2 separate regions of the Homo sapiens genome follow, and region 1 is linked to region 2. A link is an interaction called in ENCODE POLR2A ChIA-PET data of the cell type or tissue named here. Cell type or tissue: GM12878. All regions are shown on one strand. Each heading gives the region's core, and the rest is flanking DNA. Links, peaks and the distances in the headings are about the cores only. Region 1 overlaps DNAJC1 (DnaJ heat shock protein family (Hsp40) member C1). Region 2 overlaps SPAG6 (sperm associated antigen 6).

Evidence for each region. Peaks named below come from ENCODE experiments on the same cell type or tissue, not always from the same donor. Only the 100,000 strongest peaks of a DNase experiment are listed, where the experiment ranks them.
Region 1: POLR2A ChIA-PET joins it to region 2 with 6 read pairs; 2 of 35 experiments call an interaction of 5 or more read pairs at or near these places.

Annotation. Positions count from the first base shown.
Region 1 is chr10:21,977,755-21,980,686 of GRCh38, forward strand. The region is part of intron 1 of DNAJC1 (DnaJ heat shock protein family (Hsp40) member C1); the gene reads right to left. Among named protein-coding and RNA genes, the nearest start is that of DNAJC1, 25 kb to the right of the region's middle. In GM12878, for the core only: no CTCF peak of the experiment used is centred there; no DNase peak of the experiment used is centred there.
Region 2 is chr10:22,365,408-22,368,339 of GRCh38, forward strand. All of the region lies in intron 3 of SPAG6 (sperm associated antigen 6), which reads left to right. Among named protein-coding and RNA genes, the nearest start is that of SPAG6, 21 kb to the left of the region's middle. In GM12878, for the core only: no CTCF peak of the experiment used is centred there; no DNase peak of the experiment used is centred there; H3K27ac peaks cover 607 bases.

The DNA of each region.
Region 1 (2,932 bases), core at 173-2,672, 390 kb before region 2:
AACATTATATTATTTTAAATCCCCACTTCCCCACCTGGATAGTGAGGGTTCCTAATCAGTGTTTTCTCTCTTTTGGAAAGCTGATGTGATTGTCTAATATAAAAATTCTTTGAAAAACCTACAGAAAAATAATAAGTAAATTTCTTTTCAAAGTGACAAGGGAAAAAAAATCTATGCCCAAGATATTTTTCTACATTTGTACATCAAACCAATATTTAGATGATATTTAACAGCAAAAAGTTTTTTAACAATAAGAATGTCTGTTTTTTATATAGGAGCATTTGACTTATTTTGTAATTTAGATAAGCTTCAATAGTTTCTCTTCCTAAAGCTCTTTCACTCCTCACAAGTTCTTCCATCTATCTCATTCCTCATCATCCAAATATATATAGATTTTTCTTAACTTTTTAAATAGGTAATACAATATTCAAAAAGTACTTATGAACATAAAAGTTCCTGGCAACCAGTCACCCAGAAGCACATCTCCATCAAGAGGGAAATTTGAACAGAGGGAGAGAGAAACATGCAACAACATGCAAACTCTTTAAGAATTTCCATTATTTCTTGAAGCAACATTTTGTAGAACTAATACACTGATAAAGTATAGAATTTGAAAGCCTCTCCTTTCAGTAAAGTGGGAAAGTCGATTAGCAAGTGAAAAGATTGGCTCAGAACCTAGTAAGACAGGGGTCAGCAATTTCTTAAGCTTGAAGTGCTTTCAGTAAAGCCAGACAATGCTAGGGAATAGCACACACAGGCCTAGTATTTACAGACAACATGTGGCAGTCTATCAGTTGATTACATTTTGTCTTCCAATACTATCAAATTATTTCCTGTATGTAAAAGGCAGGAATCCTACATTTCTGTCAAAGATTCCACAAAACCTGGCAGTGCTAGTGACTACTAAAGTAGATGAAGAAGTAGAATGAGTCACAGGAAAAAGAGGGAAAAGACTGGAAACATACACAAACTTCCCACAAGAGCTGATACAAGACCCAAGAATCCTAAGGTAAAAATACTTTTAAAAACTGTATCATGAAGCCACCATTTATTCAGAGTCTGTAAATTCAGTAAGTGATATGTTTATACAATGTTATCAGAAACATCTAAGGCTATAAAAAATACATATATAGGAAATACCGACTCTGGCTAAACACACTGTCACTGAGGTGTAATCGGTTACTCAGATTATTACAGATTAATTACCTCTATGACTTTTTTAATTTGAATGATCTTATATACAATTAGTAAACAGCGGAATGATATTCTTATAATGCAGAGTTAGGTATGTAAGTTCGACTTGATTTTTTTTTCCCCTGGCACATTCATTTTTTTTTAATGATCCAAGATAAGTTTTCTTGCAATTAAAGACAAAACCTTAGTAAAATATGAAGATCTTTTAAAAAAAACCAGCTAGAAATCTATTAGACGTGCCTTCTATTAATATAAGTAGTAGCTGGTTTTGTGGCTTCAAGAACTTCTATGGTTTCTACTATGTAAAGCTATCTGATCAATCTCTGAGTGCAGCTCAAGAAGCTGCAAAGACATTTCCTTCATTTTCAAAAGGGCTCTTATCTGAATCATATGTATTTTTATTCAACTGATCTAAAGAATCTATATCCCAAATAAGGAAGCATGAGAACAAGGGTTTAAAGGATTTTAAGAACTATGATGCCAGGTTAAAATGCTAGAGGAGATTTAATTGATTTTTTAAAGTATTATTATTTTCATGAGTGCTTATAAGGTTCCACAGATTTTGAACGCTGTACCTCAACCCTATTTTTCCCATAGGTACTGTTATTTTTAGGGTGTGACTTTGCAGAATATGAAGCCATATATGGTTTTACAGTGGGAATACATGTACTTGGATCTGGTCTACCTGGATAAAGTAAGAAATAATGGAAAGTAAACTAAAGACAGAATACCTGTAAAGGAGATATCCTTATTTATAATTTTTCTTTTTTTTTTTTTCACCATGGCTTTACCTTCTGCAAGTCAATCCGGCTAAGGTACAATGGATAAAACGATTATCAAGCTTCTCTTTCTTACCTACCCACAGCAAACTTTGTTCCAGGCCTTTGACACCTTCATTGTTTTTGATAATAATCAAAGCTTTCTGCTCCTATGACTTTTGCAGTCATATGTCAAAACTGCATATGTCTGCTCCTATGACTTTTGCAGTCAAAAGTCCTATGACTTTTGCATTCTGCTTATTATGAATCCTGTTCAGAGTTTATTTTTGTCTTGTTCCCCAGCTTATTTTTCCAGAATCAAAACATTAACAGAGTTGCGGGGCTGGAAAGTCCTTAGGTTATCTAGTCTAACTTTACACTATTCTATATTATTAGCTACAAATATCTACTGACCACAGGGCTAAACAAGTGCTAGAAATGGCAGTGAACAAAAACAGGCACAAAATCCAGATATTGAACAAACTATATACACATATACACACATATATTTCCTAGTTCTGTCCATTAAGAAGTAATTTCCTACAAAGAAATTAACAAAGAGAAAATAGTAATTTTACGGTGGAGAAACCTGGCAGACACTTAACCAAATGATCAAAGTTAACATCATCTGTGATGAGATATATGGATATCATGTGCCTCCTGATACAATACACTGAAAAGGGCACACCACTTCCATAGTATTTATAACAAACATGCATAGTTTGAATTTAATCATGAGGAAATATTAGACAAACCCAAACTGTGGGACACTTTAAAATATAACTGTCCAATATTCTCCAAAAGTGTCAAGGTCAAGAAAGACTGAGGAACTGTCCCAGAGTGGACATAAATGAGATAAAACAACTAAATGTGTGATTCTGCACCAGGAAAAGGATGTTAATGGGACAGCTGGAAAATCTGAATAACATCTGTAGATAACACTGTAACAGTGTTAATGTCCTGGTTTTTATCAATTTATT
Region 2 (2,932 bases), core at 248-2,747:
GGCAAGGGGTAGAGAAGCAACCAAAAAGAGGAAGAGAATAAGTATGTGTAATGGAAGGTTTGATAAATCTTTTTTTACCAAGTTATAGGCATGCCAACTCTGTTAAGCACTATCTGAAATTGCCCTGTTTTTTTCCCCCTCCTATCTGGTACCACTTTCTTTTTCTATACAATGCCAGCTATTTGGTTTTCACAGTAGTTAAGGACCACTTGTAGGTAGGTTTTGGACTGTTCATTCTATTCTGTTAGTTTATCATAACCTAGGGATAGAGCTTTCTTGACATATCTTTGGGATTAAATTCCTATTTGTGTAACAAAAAGACAAGCCAATTGAAAAATCGACAAAGGAATTAAATAGACATTTCTCCAAAGAATATATAAAAATGGCCAAGAAGCATGTGAAAAGATGCTCCACAGCATTAGTCATTAAGAAATGCAAATCAAAACCACAATGAGGTATCACTTCATACCTTTTAGGGTGGCCATAATAAAAAATAAAAAGAAAATAACAAGTGTTGGTGAGGGCATGGAGAAATTGGAACTTTCATACATTGCTGGTAGGAATGTAAAATGGGGGAAACCACTGTGAGAACACTTTGGCAGGTCCGCAGTCAGTGAAACATTTGTTACCACGTGACTCAGCAATTCTATTCCTAGCTATATATCCAAAAGAATTGAAAACAGATGCTCCAGCAAAGCCTGCACAGAAATATTCATAGCAGCAGCATCCACAATAGCCAAAAGGTGAAAGCAACCTAATCCAATCAACAGATGAACGGGTAAACAAAATGTTGTGTATCCATACAATGGATTATTAGTCATAAAAGGAATAAAGTACTGATAAATGCTACACCATGGATGACCCATAAAAACATATGCTAAGTGCAAGAAGCCAGACACAAAAGGCCACAGATTGTATGGTTCCATTTATATGAACTATCCAGAATATGTAAATCCATAGAGACAGAAGCAGATTAGTGGTTGCCAGGGGCTGGAAGGAGAAGGGAATGGGAATTGACTGCTTTATTTGTAAGAAGTTTCTTGTTGGGTTGATGATAATAGTCTAGAACTATATAGTGGTGATGGTTGTGCAACATTGTGAATGCACTAAATGCCACTAAATTGTATACTTTAAAATGGTTAAAATGGTAAATTTCATGTTATGTGTATTTTGCCAGAATAAAAATAAATCCTAATGGTGCAGAAATTTTCCTTATATTTATAGATGAGAGAGTCACTTACTAATGCTTGTTATAGCTCTACAAGGAGTCACAGAAATTTTATTTTTCTTGTGGATATTCCTTCTATCATCAAATACTGTTGGGCTTTCTTCCTCTTGGACTCTTAGCTCTTTCTTTTGAGAGCAGAGTCTGTATTCTGGTATCCCACGTAGAAGATTTTCAGTAGAAGTTTTCTAAGTTGAATAAATGTTAATTAGTTGTAGAGAGACAAAAAAGCACTACAGCAGAAAAGTGAGGAGGCAGTGAAAACACGAAGCCTTTGCACAAGCTTCTGTCTCCCTCACCTCCCAGCCTTTAAGTCATTTCTCACAGGAGATTTAATCTCCTCTTTATGAGGTACAAAGTCCTGTGGTTTTGCTGGGTTTTTTTTTTTTGGCATTTCTTTTAATGAGGAATGGAAGAGAAGAGTGTTAGGAATTTGGGGGAAGTGAAAATTAGGAGAAAGAGGGAATGAGATCAGAAAGTGTTAGTTATAGGCACTGGAATTAATAGTGACTATTGATACCCATAAATGTTCTGTAAATTTGACAATTCTGCAGTATAAAAAGTCAAGTTAGCTAAGGTAATGAAAATAAATGTATCACCATTTTTTCCCCACATTTGTAAGAAAATAATCTATGGAAACCTACTTCAAAACTCTATTCTAATATTTAGAGTAAATTAGTAGAAATTTGGTTACTTATATAATTTAAGAAACTAAAGAAAATATGTCAAATCAAAAACATCAGTACTAATATAGCATATTTCTTATATTAGCAACATATACTGATTTTTAAGATATACTATGTTTAAGATGTACTTGATGTGTTTTTTTCTCCTGTAATTTTCATTGTATCAATATTATAGTCTAAGTGAACAGAATGCTTTCAAAACAGGTGCTGTAGTCAACTAGTCACTTTTCATTAGTCACTGTGAAGAAATAGAAACTTAGAATGTAAAATAGGGGTTTAATTGGGTTTTATTAATAACAGAAAGAGTTAGGAGACCATCACTGTGTCATTATGCTAACCATAAAACCATAGTGAGTGTCACAGCCACATATTTCCTATACATTTAATTTTTTTAGCGATATGAAGAGAAACATGTTAGTCTTGTGTTTCAGTTTCATTTACTCATTCCTTAGTGAGAAACAATGCATCTATAGGAAATATAAATATGAAGCAGTATTTAAAATTTACAAAATGGTAAGTAATTTGCTTTTATCTTAAAAAAAAAGCATTTCTAGAGAAAATAACTTATATCCCATTGTTTGGCTGATTTATTTGCCAGGAAAAGTTTTAAAATGTGTCATGAATGTTTTGCCTTTATGTTTATTTGATGATTGTAAGCACATTTTAGAACATGGTTGTTACTTCAGAATAATTTAGGACACCAGAAAGATTAGTTGAGGTCATGAAAGGCCTACCATGCTTAAAGACTGAGGGCAAGTAAAGGAAATGAATTAGTCAGTTGACAGTGAGCTTAGTTGCACATGCTAACAATCTAAGAGTTCCCAAGGGTCAAACAATACATTTTGGTGTAATGCAGATACATAAAATCTCGTTATTTTATGAATTTGTGGAAAGTATGTTTATAATTTTATACAATTTCCAAATGCAGGCTTCAGGGTAAAACATTTGAAATACAATGTAAAACCTACCTTGTTTTCAGTTGAGTTACTGAACAGAAGCAATGAGGGCACATCAAATAATC